5 separate regions of the Homo sapiens genome follow, and all the other regions are linked to region 5. The links are chromatin contacts, found by Hi-C or POLR2A ChIA-PET in ENCODE. All regions are on one chromosome and are shown on one strand. Each heading gives the region's core, a stretch centred on a gene start or an enhancer-like site at or near the end of the contact. The rest is flanking DNA. Distances are from core to core; before and after follow the strand shown. Region 1 holds the start of PHLPP1 (PH domain and leucine rich repeat protein phosphatase 1). Region 2 holds the start of SERPINB8 (serpin family B member 8). Region 3 holds the start of MBD1 (methyl-CpG binding domain protein 1). Region 4 holds the start of SMAD4 (SMAD family member 4). Region 5 holds the start of NARS1 (asparaginyl-tRNA synthetase 1).

What was found. A loop is a pair of places that touch in the nucleus more often than their neighbours do. ChIA-PET counts read pairs that join two places held with the same protein, here RNA polymerase II (POLR2A). Pooled maps may share reads with other maps.
Region 1: a loop to region 5 is called in a map of CD8-positive, alpha-beta T cell, with 11 times the contacts of the local background. The contact joins the promoter of PHLPP1 here to the promoter of NARS1 in region 5. A Hi-C loop is called at or near these places in 2 of 168 maps with a recorded cell type or tissue (CD8-positive, alpha-beta T cell and naive thymus-derived CD4-positive, alpha-beta T cell) and 9 of 50 pooled maps.
Region 2: a loop to region 5 is called in a map of gastrocnemius medialis, with 11 times the contacts of the local background. The contact joins the promoter of SERPINB8 here to the promoter of NARS1 in region 5. A Hi-C loop is called at or near these places in 2 of 168 maps with a recorded cell type or tissue (gastrocnemius medialis and naive thymus-derived CD4-positive, alpha-beta T cell) and 8 of 50 pooled maps.
Region 3: a map of CD8-positive, alpha-beta T cell shows a loop between it and region 5 (21-fold over the local background). The contact joins the promoter of MBD1 here to the promoter of NARS1 in region 5. A Hi-C loop is called at or near these places in 5 of 168 maps with a recorded cell type or tissue (CD4-positive, alpha-beta memory T cell, CD8-positive, alpha-beta T cell and naive thymus-derived CD4-positive, alpha-beta T cell) and 11 of 50 pooled maps. POLR2A ChIA-PET finds 5 or more read pairs at or near these places in 1 of 52 experiments (activated CD8-positive, alpha-beta memory T cell).
Region 4: a loop to region 5 is called in a map of naive thymus-derived CD4-positive, alpha-beta T cell, with 12 times the contacts of the local background. The contact joins the promoter of SMAD4 here to the promoter of NARS1 in region 5. A Hi-C loop is called at or near these places in 1 of 168 maps with a recorded cell type or tissue (naive thymus-derived CD4-positive, alpha-beta T cell) and 7 of 50 pooled maps. POLR2A ChIA-PET finds 5 or more read pairs at or near these places in 1 of 52 experiments (CD4-positive, alpha-beta T cell).

What each region holds. Positions count from the first base shown.
Region 1 is chr18:62,714,057-62,716,878 of GRCh38, reverse strand. It overlaps PHLPP1 (PH domain and leucine rich repeat protein phosphatase 1), which reads right to left and starts at 1,338. Exons shown (of 17, transcript NM_194449.4): 1 at 1-1,338. The coding sequence starts at 1,195. RefSeq lists silencers at 1-74, 385-524, 735-964, 1,315-1,604 and enhancers at 1-917, 1,875-1,984, 2,075-2,134.
Region 2 is chr18:63,968,753-63,971,690 of GRCh38, reverse strand. SERPINB8 (serpin family B member 8) reads right to left here and starts at 1,610. Exons shown (of 7, transcript NM_002640.4): 1 at 1,521-1,610. LOC105372165 (a long non-coding RNA gene) reads left to right here and starts at 1,187. Exons shown (of 3, transcript XR_935576.3): 1 at 1,187-2,368. It also overlaps a transcript of HMSD not described here. RefSeq lists silencers at 909-1,128, 1,199-1,258, 1,269-1,468 and enhancers at 942-1,236, 1,529-1,698, 1,729-1,778.
Region 3 is chr18:50,280,044-50,282,793 of GRCh38, reverse strand. It overlaps MBD1 (methyl-CpG binding domain protein 1), which reads left to right and starts at 1,271. Exons shown (of 17, transcript NM_015846.4): 1 at 1,271-1,431. It overlaps CXXC1 (CXXC finger protein 1), which reads left to right. Exons shown (of 15, transcript NM_014593.4): 15 at 55-447. The coding sequence ends at 201. RefSeq lists enhancers at 32-612, 613-1,193 and silencers at 1,339-1,448, 1,459-1,538.
Region 4 is chr18:51,028,886-51,031,588 of GRCh38, reverse strand. It overlaps SMAD4 (SMAD family member 4), which reads right to left and starts at 1,376. Exons shown (of 12, transcript NM_005359.6): 1 at 966-1,376. It overlaps LOC107985152 (a long non-coding RNA gene), which reads left to right and starts at 1,495. Exons shown (of 4, transcript XR_007066370.1): 1 at 1,495-1,671. RefSeq lists a silencer at 762-1,341 and enhancers at 1,147-1,765, 1,622-1,791.
Region 5 is chr18:57,620,433-57,623,158 of GRCh38, reverse strand. NARS1 (asparaginyl-tRNA synthetase 1) reads left to right here and starts at 1,323. Exons shown (of 14, transcript NM_004539.4): 1 at 1,323-1,451; 2 at 2,508-2,590. The coding sequence starts at 1,442. RefSeq lists enhancers at 1,050-1,389, 770-1,474.

The sequences.
Region 1 (2,822 bases), core at 89-2,588, 5.1 Mb before region 5:
GGCCGGGACGGCGGGGCTGGCCCGGGACCCCCGTCGGGGCCGAGGCTGCGTCGGCCTCGAGCTCTTCCGACGACGACGAGGAGCCGCCGCCGCTGCTGTAGGGGTCCAACCGGTCAGACACGCTCTCGGCGCTGGGACTCAGACTGAAGCTCTCGGTGTCGGAGACCACAGGCCGTGGGGCGCGGGGCGAAGAGACAGGGCCCCCAACGAACGGCTCGCCGGGGCTGGAGTCCGAGGGCGCTGGGCTGGCGCGGCGCGACCACCCGCCCGGGCCGCCGACGGGCAGGGGTAGGTCGGCGGGGGGCGCGCGCGGAGGCCCCCCGAAGGCACCCGGCGCGCTCCTCGCGGGCGGTACCTCCGAGTCCCGCGGCTCCGGGGGCGCCAGCCGGGGGCCGGCCTCGGGGGGCGGTTCAGCGGGCTCCCGGGCGGCGGCGGCTCCGGGCCCCTGGCCCAGCACCTTCACCACGCCGCCGCCTTTGTGGCCCAGCTGCAGCAGGCGGGCGGCCACCTCGCCGGCCGTGGTGTCCAGTGTGCAGAGCACCGGGCGCAGGTAGGTCGAGGCCATGTGGCGGTCGAAGACGTGCACGCAGCCGCGCTGGAGCTGGTGCCTCACCCAGTCCCGGTCCGACGGCTGCAGCTGCAGCGTCTGCCGGTGCTTCAGAAGCAGCGTCTTCCTGTCCAGGCTCCGGGTGCACAGCGACGCCGAGGCCGAGCAGGAGGCGGGGAGGCCGGCAGCGCCGGGGGAGTGCGAGGCAGCAGCGGCCGAGGACGACGACGACGAGGAGGCGGCCGCGGCGGCCGCGGACAGATTCCTCTTCAGCCGCCCTCTCCTCAGCAGGAGGGAGTTGGCGCCGCCGCCGGCCCCGGGTACGGGGGCAGCCCCGCCGGCAATGGGCTGGGGCGCCCCGCGCCGCCTCCTGCGCCCGGCACCCCCCGCTCTGCCCGGCAGCGGCCCCGGCGGCGCCTCGCCTGGGGCCTCTTCCCGCGCCCCGCTGCCGCTGCCGTTCCCGCCGCTCGGGGCCGCCGGGGTCAGCGCGGGCTCCGGACTCCGGCCGCCCCCGGCCGCCGCCGCCAGAGCCGCCGCGGCCGCCGCTGCTGCTGCTGCTGCCGCAGCGGCGGCCGCCGGAGCCGAAGCTCGGTCCTCCCTGCCGAGCTCGGGGAGTCGCTGTACCGTGGCCGCGGCGGCGGGCTCCATTGCAGTGGGGCTTCGCGTTTCCCCCCCAGCTCCGGAGGCAGCGGGCGGAGAGGGAGGCGATGAGGCGGAGGTGGGAGACGGCGGCGGCGCGCGGAGAAGGGAGAAGCCAATGGCGTTGTGCGCGGCCGTTCCAGGGGATTATGTGGCGATTCGGAGCATTCCGTCGGTGTCTCAGTGTTCCATCCCGCGCGCCCGCCTCGCCGCCACCGCCCCCCCGACACACGCCCTCCCCGCCCGGGTCGCGGGCTCCCCAGCGCCGGCCCCGCCCGCTACCCCCGCCTCAACCCGGCGAACCAGCCGCGGATCTGGGCTCATTGAATATTAATCATGCGCCGGGAGCGGGAAGGCGGGAGGCTGGCAGGGCGGGAGGGCCGCGTGTGCCTCATAAATATTCATCGCCGGCATGACGGCATTCCAGGGAGGAGTGGGGAGAGCCAGGGGATGGCCGGAGGCGGAGCTTCAGGGTAAACAAACGTGACGCGTGCGTACGAGGGCGGGGTGGGGGGCAGTTTCCCGGGAGGTTCCTGAGCCGGCCTCGGAGAGGGCAGTGAAGACCGACGCGCGCGGTAAACCTTGGGAGTTGTGGTTCTCGTAAGGGGATCGGCAATCCCGAGGGAAACATGGTGGACTACAAGTCCCAGCGGTCCTTTGGTTCTGCTTCTCCTGGCCGCCAGCAGCTGGCCGTGGCCAGTGAGTATTGTGCCCTCTGCCGTTGAACTCTGTGCCAGAGTTCTTAATGAACACGAATGCTCATGTTCATTAACTTGTATTTTACCCGCACTCCAGCTTGCCAGATGACTTTTATTTTCCCTACTAATTAAAGGTGAGGGCTTTCAGGGACTGTAAACGTACGAAGGTCGCAGGTCCTGGTCCTCACCTGCGCCCATTGTATGAGATAGAGATACACACCCGTCACACCACAGCATCACTGGCAGTCTGAGTGGGCCAACCTCACTTTTTCCCCACTTTTTCAAGACCCAGGAAGACAGGCAGCGTCTGGGAATTCTAACTGAGGCTGTCGTTGAATGTGCTTGTTCGAAGGCACAACCCTAAGTCTGTCCTCTCCCTCTCCTGTACCTGAAAAGGAAAATAGCAAAGGACTGAGGTTTCATTGTTTCCCATTGCTCTTGAAGTCTGAAGTAGTTTAATGACACAGAAAGCACTGGTAAGTAGAAGAAACATTAGAATGGAGTATGAGATGGGCTTTTTCCACGTGTTCTGTCTTAACGTCTTCTCTGGTTTTTTTCTTTCATCATTCAGGGAAAAAAAAAATAGTTTCTACTGCCACAATGTTTAGTCGTGGTCTGAAAAGTTGTATTTTTCGTCAGTTGAATCAATGTTGTAATCATTGGGCAGTTTACTATTTAAAAGAATGTTGTACACCTTTTTAATTGAATTACCATTCCCCCAATTGCTTTGTAATTCGGGATTTTTCTTTTCTTTTTTTCTTTCTTTTTTCTTTTTTTCTTTTTTTTTTTTTTTTTTTTGGCCACAGAGTGGGTCTGTCGTCCAGGCTGGAGTGCGGTAGCGCGATCTGGGCTCACTGCAACCTCCGCCTCTCGGGCCCAGGTGATTTTCCCACCTCATCCTCCGAGTAGCTGGGACTACAGGGCTTGCCACCAAGCCC
Region 2 (2,938 bases), core at 361-2,860, 6.3 Mb before region 5:
GAAAAGAGGCTGGGGAGCTGGCGCGTAGGCCACCACCATGGGCCAGGGACTGCTGAAAGCAGAGGGATTGTCTGCAATAGAGAAGTGGGGGCTGGAATTGCCAGGCAGTGACTGCTCACATAGGGACAGAGCACAGGAGGGCCCAGTCCCGAGGCGCCTAGCTGTTATAAATTCATACTCAGGGTGGGTCGTGAACCACTGGAATTTTAAATGAGGAGTCAGGCTGGAATGGGGAATATGACTTGTTCCATTTGAGATGCGTGGAACACACCATACCAGGTGAACCTGTAACAAAGACAGCCAAGGATGTTTGTAAACAGTTAGGGACGGGGATGAGTAGACTGTCTAGAGCCAGAGACCTGGAGCCATCAGCATCCCGATTCCGAGAGGTTCCATGAGAATGGATGAAACTACACAGAACATCTAGTGGAGGCACAAGGGAAGAAATCCACCTATTTCTGTGGAATTTCCAATATCTGGAGGTAGTAAAAGGAAGAGACAGAGGAGGGCGAGGGGAGAGCGCGCGCGCGAAACGGAGACTGAGACCCAGCCATCAGGGTGTGCTGGGAGAACTGGGGAGACGAGTCTGCCCCTGCGAGTGGACCCAGGGAAGAGGGCGCGGTCTACGCAGAGCCCGAGGCAGGGAAGCGGGAGGGGCCCGGAGAGCAGCCCTGGGTGAGGCCCTTTGGAATGGAGAGGTCTCAGGAGTGAAGCAGCAGCCAGAGGACTGAGAGTGTCTGGAAAGTGAGGAATTGGTTAAAGTAACGCCGGTGGCTGCAACAGAGAGGGGCGTAGGTGAAGAAGCACCCCCAACCCCATCCCATTTGAGAGGAAGCAGACAATGAAGAAGAGAATATGAAAGATACAGAAAGATGAAGGCAGGGGTGGAAAGAACGGAGGGGGGGGACAGGAAGGGAAGGAGAAGGTGCAACCAATAGGCTGTAAGCACAGGGGCAAGCTTGGGCGCCAGGGGAGCAGGGACTCGGCGCCTCCCCGATCTGCCCCAGGCGCCACGGAAATTCCAGGCCCCGCCACCCGCACTCCCGGAGCCTCCTCCGCAGCGGCGGCTCCTCCCACTCGCCCTCCCGGGGCTCCCGCCCAAGCTTCCGGCGCTTCCAAACTCACTGCTCGCGTCACCCCCCGCTCCCATCCGGCAGCAAATCACAGCGCAGCAAATCGCAAGCCTAGAAACAGACGCTCCCTCTCCAGGGGCAGCTTCCTATTCAGGGCGGGTCTGGGCGCACCTGTTCTCGGGACCCGGCCCTCGGCCTTCGCCGGGTCTCGCGGTGGGGCTTGGGACCCCGGCTGGTGCCAGGGCGACCCCCACAGCCCCGCGACTCTCTTTCCCGGCCGCCTCCCGCCGTCATTCTCCTAGTTCCTGCCCGCCTTTGCCTCGCTCTGATTCCTGCTCTGGCCTTCCTCCCTTCCCCTCTCTCACGCACTCCAGGGAAGAGGTGGCCTCCGCGGGAACCTGGGCACCTCCGTGCCTGCCCCGCCCGGTACCTGGCAGAGGCCCCCACCTCCTGCTGCTGCTGCTGCTGCCGCCGCCGCCGCCGCCGCTGCTGCTTTGACTATTCCTCCTTTGTAGATGCTTCACGTCCGCCTTGATTGAGGGCAAGGCTTCCGGCAGATGACTCAGAACCGTTCGATTGCTCTGGCTTGTGCAATCCCTGATTCTTTGGGCCTGTGTGGATGTCTGTGGGCACCGGAGAGAGGGCCAGTGCCTGGTCCTTGGAGGGTGGTTTTTATAAAAAGTGTACACATTGGCTATTGTCCTTTTTTCACCGTTGATTCACGTTTGACTCCACTGTAGTTAGACGTCCACCCAAACATTCTCTGAAATTGCTCCTGATAAGGATACTAATCATTTTCTAATTGCCTTGGCCAAAAAATACATCCCAGGTCTTATTTCATTTTGTTTGTTGGCGACATTTAGCCCTTTCTTCTTTGACCTTCCCAGGATTTCCAGAGCACCCTTCCCTTCTTTCCTGACTCCTTTGCTTGGTATCCTGATTCCTTTCCTACCATTCTAAGCCCTCTTCTTTTCATTATAATATGATCTTCTTGTATGACCTCCACTATATCCATAGGTTCATGTTTCAACTTTTAACTTATTTCTTCAAAATCTCTAACCTGTCTCGAGCCGTAGATGTTACCTGTGTACTACTGGACATCTCTCAGAAACCTGGGTGTGTCCCTCCGCAGTTCTTTTAACTAAATGATCAACAGTCCTGTTACTTCTATCACTTTTGTGTTCCTCCTGTCCATACTCTGTCACCTCTATCATGTCTCATGTCTCTCCTAAACAATTAATTTTCCTACCTACAGTTCTGATCCATGCCAACCTATTGCCTACTCTGAAGTTCAGGTAAACATTCCAATTCTAATTATTTTATACCTCAGTTTAAAATCCTTTATAACATCCTCTTATCCAAAAAGATAAATTAGAAACTATTGAGCAAGGAGTGTAAGCCTCTTCACGTCTTGATTTCTCCCTTCTTTTCTTTAGAGCCATAGCAAATTATTTACATTCCTTCATATCCTCTGTTCATATACATGGGGTTCCTGGCATGCAAGCTTGTCTTTCAAAATTCAGTTCAAATAATGTCTCCTGCAGGAAGCTCTCACAGAGCTCTCCAGTTTGGGAATTCTGCTTTTAAAGATGCACATTCCCACTCTGCACCCCAAACCAATTAAGTAAAGATCTCTTGGAGGAGGGAACCCAGCAGCAGTATTTTGTAAAACTCGCTCAGTGATTTCCCTGTGGAATCCTAAAAGTAACTGTTCCCAAGAACTCTCCTCAATAAGTCTTGGTGCAGGATTCACCCCCATCTTTTCTCCATGACTTTGAAACCCCTCTCTCTAGTGGCTACAGACTCACATTTGAACTGTGCCCAAACTTACCGGCTCTGCCAGTTGAAAATGCCAAGGTCACTTC
Region 3 (2,750 bases), core at 22-2,521, 7.3 Mb after region 5:
GGCAGGCGGGGCTGCAGGTGTTCCTGCTTAGGACTCCTGCCGCTCCCTTGGCAGTGGTACAAGCTGGACGAGCTGTTTGAGCAGGAGCGCAATGTGCGCACAGCCATGACAAACCGCGCGGGATTGCTGGCCCTGATGCTGCACCAGACGATCCAGCACGATCCCCTCACTACCGACCTGCGCTCCAGTGCCGACCGCTGAGCCTCCTGGCCCGGACCCCTTACACCCTGCATTCCAGATGGGGGAGCCGCCCGGTGCCCGTGTGTCCGTTCCTCCACTCATCTGTTTCTCCGGTTCTCCCTGTGCCCATCCACCGGTTGACCGCCCATCTGCCTTTATCAGAGGGACTGTCCCCGTCGACATGTTCAGTGCCTGGTGGGGCTGCGGAGTCCACTCATCCTTGCCTCCTCTCCCTGGGTTTTGTTAATAAAATTTTGAAGAAACCAAGGAAGCTGTCTCCACATTGCTGCGGTTGCAACTGTTCCAGACTTCTGGATAAGATGGGGGGCGCCTGCACCCCGCGAGAGCCCAGGGACCCACATTCCCAGCCTCCCACGGGCAGAGGGTCTACGCAGCGCGCCTTCAGTGTGGTGACACCGCCCATGCATGCTCCTGTCTCCCACCCAGAGCTGTCGTCCGCTGTGGACGCCAGGCCCCGCCTTTTCCCCACAAGCCCCACGTTGGGGATCCGCCTCCTGCAGGGGCGCGCCCTCCCGCGTGCCTCAGTTTACCTGCGGTGTGGCACCGCCCCTTTCCCCGCCCCGCGCGCTCCCACAGCTGTTCGGCGGGGAGGAGGGAGCGGGACACGACCCCCCCTGGGGTTGATGTTCGGAGGGACCCACGAACACAGGATAGACCCCAGCGAGAGGTGGGAGAGGAGAGCGCCGGCAGGGCCAGGGAGTGCGCAGGCGCGAAGCAGCTTCCTTGCCGCGTTCGGTATCGGCTGTGGAGACCGCGGGAGGGAAGGGAGGGCGCAGGCGCAAGCCCTCCCCGACCGCTTCCCTTCAGGTTGAGGCTGGAAAGCGCATGCGCCAGCTAGATGGGCAGCGAGGAGAGCCGCAACTGCCAGTCCCTCGAAGGGGTTAGCTGTCGTTGAACGTCAGCACGCAGATGCAACTGGCTCTCGGCAGGGGGGCGCGCGCACCGCTGCGGAGCGCCGGCCCGTAGGCGCGGGAGCCTCCCTATTAAGGGCACGCGACATCGAGGCAATAGTGCGCAGGTGCTTAGCCAGAGGCGGAGCCCGAGAGGCAGGCAGCGGACTTCCGGTTCCGGGAGCAACGAACAGCCGCGGAGGCGACAGCTACCGCTTCAGAGGAGGCGGCCGCGGAGGAGGAGGAAGGGGAGGAGGGCGAGGCGGGAGGTGCAGGAGGGACCCTCGCCATGGGTCCACGGGCCTAGAGTGGCGGAAGATACCGGCCTGGTGCCAAACTGGTGAGACAGCCTTGGGGCTGGACGTGGAGAGCGCTCAGGCGGAGGATGGGAAGGAATTGTGGCTCAGAACGCTGACGGGGAGGAATGAAGGGCCCTCAGGCCGATAAGGGGGAGGAATGGCGGCGTCGGAATACTGACGAGGAGAAATGGGGGGATTTAGGCTGAGGACGGGAAGGAATGCAGCTCTGAACTCTGACAGGTAGGAGTGTCGGGATCCTGGGACGAGGACGGAGAGGAATGGTGGAGATCAGAACGCTAAAGGGAGACATCGGGGCATCTGAAGTTGAGAGAGAAATGGGGGTTCAGAACTCTGAGAGGGAGAAATGAGGGGCCCTCAGGCTGATGACAGGAGAAATAGAGGCTTTGGAATGCTGAAAGGGAGGAATAGGAGGCCCCATATAGAGGACGAGGAGCAGTAGGGGATCAGAATGGTGACAGTTAGGGATGGCATGATCCCGGGACAAGAACAGAGAGAATGGAGGAGGGTTCGGAATGCTGAGGGGAGAAATTAGGGTCTCTCTGGATGATAAGGGAGGAATGGAGGATGAGAACAGTAAGGAGGAGAAGTGGGGAACTTTTTGGCTGTAGAGGAAGGTTTGGGAGCTCAGACTAGGGAGAAATTGTGGGTGAGAACATTGAAGGAGAAGAAAAATAAGGGGGGAGGTCTTGGGCTGAGGAAGGGGAGGCATGGGAGGCTTCCAGTGTGAGGAATGGAAAAGATGAGGGGCTGTTCAGGCTATGGGTTGGAGCAGTTGTGTCTCGCAGAGGAAGTCGAGGTTGTAACACTGAGGTAGCAGGATAAGAGGACATCAGGCAGAGAAGGAATGGAGTGGTTAAAACACTGAAGGAGGGAAATTAGGAACTCCTGGGTCAAGGAAGGGGGGAATGAGAGACTACTGAAGTCAAGTAGTGAGGGCAAGAGAAATGGGGCCCTTTGGGGCTGAGGATGGGGACTATGGGGGTCTTGGGGTGATAAAATAGAGGGATAGAGGCCCTTAGGTCAGTGACAGGGAGGAATGAGGGGGAAGGATGAAAAGTTTCTGGATTGGCAGTGAGGAGAAATGATGGGTTGTCAGTCTGAGGATAGAGAGGAGTAGGGGATTAGGACACTGAGAATAAGAAACAGGGATCCTTGGGTTGAGGAATGATGATATCCTAGGCCCAGAATAGGAAAGAATGGGGTGAGAATATGAGGGGTTTCTTTTCCATATATGGGCTGGTTGCCTGTGGCAGGTCCTAGGGCTTGGGCAAGCACTAATGGATACCAGTGATTTGTGTGGCCTGGGGCACAGTGTTGTCCCTTCCTAGAGCCTCAGTTT
Region 4 (2,703 bases), core at 127-2,626, 6.6 Mb after region 5:
AAAGTCAATTCAGGGTAATTCCGCTATTATCCTGTTGTGTTTATTATTCCTAAATAACTGGCAATTCCACCTTAAACTACGGTGCAAAAACTAAATGCATTAAGAAACTAATTGGGAAATAAATGTGTTTTTTTAAATAAAAACAAACGTACTTAGGTTTTTGAAGGGAAACAGCTATCAATCTTCAACAGGGCTTTTTAAAGCCTCTGCACCAGCAAATAAACCTTTCAGGTTAACTAAACACACTTGTGTCTTTGAAAATCTAGTTTGAGAAATCCTAACAGCAGTTTGGGACAAGTGATGGAGCCACCGCCCTCCACCCTACACCAATTTCACTGTCAGTACATGCAGTGCTAACAGTAAGATCAGCTGTGTCTTTTATTAGGAAGCATGTTTTATTGGGGGCAAGGAGGGGTTCAGTTAGGTGCTAAGAATGTGTCCTGCATACCGCTGTCACTCTCAGTACTCAAAAAGTAAACATATCAAAGCCAGAAGCGTAAACTGGCATGACAAGACTAGGAAGAGAAAGTAGGGGACAAAGACAAAACAGAAATTGGCTGGAGAAAATAAATTTAGACAAACAATTTACAACTTTCACTTAGACCCTAAGGCAACACATTCCAGCCGACCCAACGCGCTCAGCCGGGGCGACCGTGAAACTACTGAGAACAACAAAGAGGAGCGGCGGCCGCGGCAGGAGTCCCGTCCGAGTTTAACTTGATTCTCCCACGAGCTGCAAGCGGAGCTGGGGGCCCGAGGGACGCGAGGCACCGCCGCCCGGCATTCAGCCGGCCCGCCCGGCCCGGCTCGTCAGGCCGCCGCGGTCGCCCTCCCAGAGGATTCCGCGCGCTCCCAGCCGCCGCCGCCGCCGCCGCCGTCGTCGGGAGCCCGCCCCGGGGCGGGGAAGCCACAGGCGGGGTGCGCGGGCCCGGCCGGGGGAAGGGGAGGGGACATGGCGCGGTTACCTGGGCTCGGGCGGTGGCGAGGGGAGTCCGCTCTCCCGCGCTGCTGGTCCGCGGACGCACCGGGCCCGTAGCTTTCCCCGGCGGCCCGGAGAGCTCCTCGGCCCCCGCCCCGAGGCGTCCCGGCCAGGCCGCCCCTCCTCAGCGCCGCGCCGCTGCCCGCGCGGGCCGGACCGCCTCGAGCTCCCGGGCCGCCCTGCGGCGGGGGGCCTCTCTCGCTGGGCGCCTGGCTCCCCTCACCCGCTCCCACCCCCTGGGCGGCCGCGGAGCCTAGGGGAGAGCAGGAAGGGCCTCCCGAGGAGAGCGGGAAGGCGCGAACGCAGGCTCCGCCACCCAAACCGCTCCGTTACCGCAGCGGCGACGACGACCAGGGCCGTGTTGTTGCTGCCAACTTGTCGAGAAGCCACTGAGCATGCGCGCGCGGGGACCACATCCGGGTAATTTCAGGGTTTGGCCCTTTTCCCCCGCAGCTTTCCTTTCTCCCGGCTGCCCCCGCCTCCCGCTCCGAGTGACGGGGAGGGTCGCTCTGCGCAGGCGCCTACAGGGCAGCGCCAGCCGGCGGGCGGCTCTGAATCTGGACCTGGGCCTGGGCCTCAGCGCGGGCGGAGGCGAAGGCCTGTTTGAGGGAGTGGTCGCCGGGGAAATTGGCATCTCGTTGCAAAAAAGTATCCAAGGAGCGCGGGAGAGCTCGGCGTAGAGTGGGCGTCCAGTAAGTGTTTATAAATAGCTATTAGCCCGGCCTTTGTTGTTTTTTTGTTTTGTTCTGTGTTGAGGACCTGCGTAGGCACAAAAATTGGCCTTCAACAGCCAGTCGACAGCTCTGGGGAGAAGGTGGCTAGGTTGTAGGAGTTCACTTCGGGAAGAAACAGACGCTGGCGGCACCTTCCTTCTCTTTCTGGCAGCCCCGAATCACGAGCCCCAGAGGTGTTTACACTCGAGAGACGCACAGGACAGTCAAGGAATCACATATTGAAGAGCCTTGCCAGGCGTTGCAAGTGTGAGTGGATTTTGTTGGAAGAGATGTAGGCGCACTCTCGGAGCTGGAGGCGAACTTCGAATCCTACGACACACCTGTTAACTAGGTTACCTGTTTGTTTGGTGGGGGAAGGCATAGGCTCTGCTTTTGACTTTATGCCTCTTTTATTTCACATTTTTTACAAGACGCATGCATTTCTTTTTCATTTAAAACGCATTAATGATTTATTTTCACCAACCAGGAACTACTTTTAGTCCCTCCAAAACCAATGATTAGCCAGTTCTAAAGTCATTTCTTAGGTCACGTCGCCCAGAAAATCTCTACACCCACCGTACGCCTTCGCCACTCATACTCAGTGCTTCATTCTATCCTCCACATCACCGCCTGGGCCATTCCCTCTTTGACCAGAAAGCCCCTAAAGCTCCAAACTGGTGTTCTCTTACCCCTGGGGTTTATGGAGACCAGTTTTAAGGGAATTCATTTCCACATCTTCCATTGCTATATATTCTATTTTCTAAACTTGCCCAGCTTGAGAAAGGAGCTGAGGACACAGCATCCCCTTTCAAAACTGTCCTCCCACCTTACAGAAGAAAGTCAAAATTCTCACCCACTACTAAGGTGCATGGGATCAATGCAGAACCTCCCCAGCAATCCAAAAGGGACAATTCAAAAATCGGTATCTATGCTGAGAAAGTAAATGACCTTAGTGAATGGATATTAAATTATTTTTCAAGTCAGATAGTTTTCAAATCTTTTCTGTCAACA
Region 5 (2,726 bases), core at 74-2,573:
CAGCCTGAGCAACAGAGAAGACCCAGTCTCCAAAAAAAAAAAAAGCCCACCAAAAAAGTAAAAAAAAGTTGAAAATGATGACAGACCCTTTATTAGCACCTCTTACATGCCCGGGCAGTGAATTTATATCATCTTTCACAAATAGAAAAACTGAAGCTCATTCAGATTAGGTAATTTATCTGAAGACACAGATAAACCCCTCTCAGCGCCTGACTCTCGGCGCAATCGGGATGTTTCGCAGCGGGGCAGGGGCAGGGGCCGGAGCCACCGCCATCGCAGCCCGGGGAACAACGGACTCGGGGAAGCCCGGCCTGGCCCTTCAAGTCCCGGGCCCAGCAAGGGCCAGGACCCTCCCTCCCTCCCTGCAATCGGTCCCAACTCGCTGAATGAAGCTCATTCAGTTTAGGTAATTTATCTGAAGACACACGGTTAGTAAAAGGCAGAACCCAGGTTTGTATTCCGAAGCCCTCGTTCTTTCCACCACATTATTATGGCCTTCCTAACGGTAATCCTTACAATTTTAAATGAACATATACCATAGCTCCTCTCCTGAACACCGAGGGACGCTGGCTCACGGAGTTTAGAAAGTTAACGCATCTGGCCGGGCGCGATGGCTCACGCCTGTAATCCCAGCACTTTGGGAGGCCGAGGTGGGCGGATCACAAGGTCAGGAGTTCGAGACCAGCTTGACTAAGATGGTGAAACCCCGTCTTTACTAAAAATACAAAAATTAGCTGGGCATGGTGGCACAGGCCTGTAATCCCAGCTACTCGGGAGGCTGAGGCAGAAGAATCGCTTGAACCCGGGAGGTGGAGGGTGCGGTGAGCCGAGATCGCGCCACTGCACTCCAGCCTGGGTGACAGAGCGAGACTCCGTCTCAAAAAAAAAAAAAAAAAAAAGGAAGTTTACGCAACCCGCTGCGTCCCCTCCACCGCCGCGCACCCCGTCTCGCAGCTGGCGCGGTGTTTGCTGGTGACATGAACTCAACCAGCCTCCACCATCTGGGGATCGGGGCGACATCCTTGGTCTGGTTTGCAAGAGGACCCGCACGCCTCCAGCTGGGGCGGAATTGGAAGATTCAGAAAGGAAAGTTGGGGAGGCGGGGAAGGAAGGGTGCAAAAGTGACACTGTGCCAGGGTCTCCAGGGCCGCGGAGCTCCGGGACAGGCAGCGCCTTCCGAGCTGCACAAACGCGTGGGGCGGGGCGTCTCTGGATCCGGAAGTTGCCTCTGCCCTCACCAAAGATGGCGGCCCCGGCGCCGCTCGCCCACCTCTCGTAACCAATGGAACCGCGGCGCTCGGCCGATTCTCGCAGGCGCCCTCAGATCTACGCTCTCTGATGCAACGCCGGAATCGCGGAAACCGCCGGTGCACGTTGGAGTCATAAGACGGCGTCGGTGTTGCAGTCTGTGTCCTTGGAGGTGACCAGGGCCACTGCAGGCATGGTGCTAGGTGGGTGAGACTCAGTGTATGGCGCGGTGTTCCCTGCCTGGGGCAGGAACTCTGCTCCAGTCGGGTTTCGGCGCTTTCCTTAGTGCCTACCAGAGTGGGCGCCCCGCGAATGTTTGGGGACCGATTGCAGGGAGGGAGGGAGGGAGGGTGCTGGCCTTTGCTGGGCCCGGGACTTGAAGGGCCAGGCCGGGCTTCCCCGAGTCCGTCGTTCCCCCGGGCTGCGATGGCGGTGGCTCCGGGCCCTTCCCCTGCCCCGCTGCGAAACCTCCCGATTGCGCTGAGACTCAGGCGCTGGGACGGGTTCAGACACAGGGTAGCCCCTACTCCTGCAGTTCTTCAAAGTGATCGTCAGGAAGGGGCTTTAGGATTCTAGTTGTTTTTCTCCCACCCTCATTTTTTTATTGAGGTTTCCGGGGAGACCATACTGTGCAGTAGGAAAAAAAAAAAAAAAAAGAGAGAGACCTGGATGGATGTTAACTGTTCAGACCTACTAGTTGTGAGGCCTTCTGAAATTTTCTAACCTCAGAGCTTCTGTTTCCTTTAAAGTCCAGAGGGAGCTGGTGTTTATTTGCCATCTCTACAAAAACTGGCACTGGGATATCTGATTTGTATGTGTTATTTTATTTCATCCTCAGCACAGCCTTTCAAGATGGGGATTGTTTTTCCTATTTTATAGGTAAAGAAATAAGCTCAGAAAGGTTAAGTAAATTCTCCAGAGTCACCCTGCCTTTTAAGGTACAAAATCCAACATTCCAGCGTATGTCTGATCAACTTCAAAGCCCATATTTTATTTTTGGGTGCCCAATTAGATAGAATAAATATCACAAATTAAAATGATCAGAGTTCATTTTGAAAACCTGGATTATTAACTAATGTTTTTATGAGATGGATGTTATTGAAATGGAGTGGGGAAATAACTAGGATATTAATTACTTATGGACCTCAATTTTTATTAATCGATGCTTGTTCTGTTTACAAAGATAAGGAATGAATAAAGTAGTAAGGTGACTAATAGTTAATGGCCAGACCATAACTTACCCTCATTTTGTCAAACAGCAGAGCTGTACGTCTCTGACCGAGAGGGAAGCGATGCCACGGGAGATGGAACCAAGGAGAAACCATTTAAAACAGGTCTAAAGGTAGAGTCTCTTCTCATTAGGAAAATGAGACTGCATTTATTAATGAGTTATGTCAATTTTCTTGTGACTTGCCAAGAACTTAATTTCAAACACTAGGTTCCAAAGAGAATTTTCAGAAAAGGGAAAGTAAGGAATG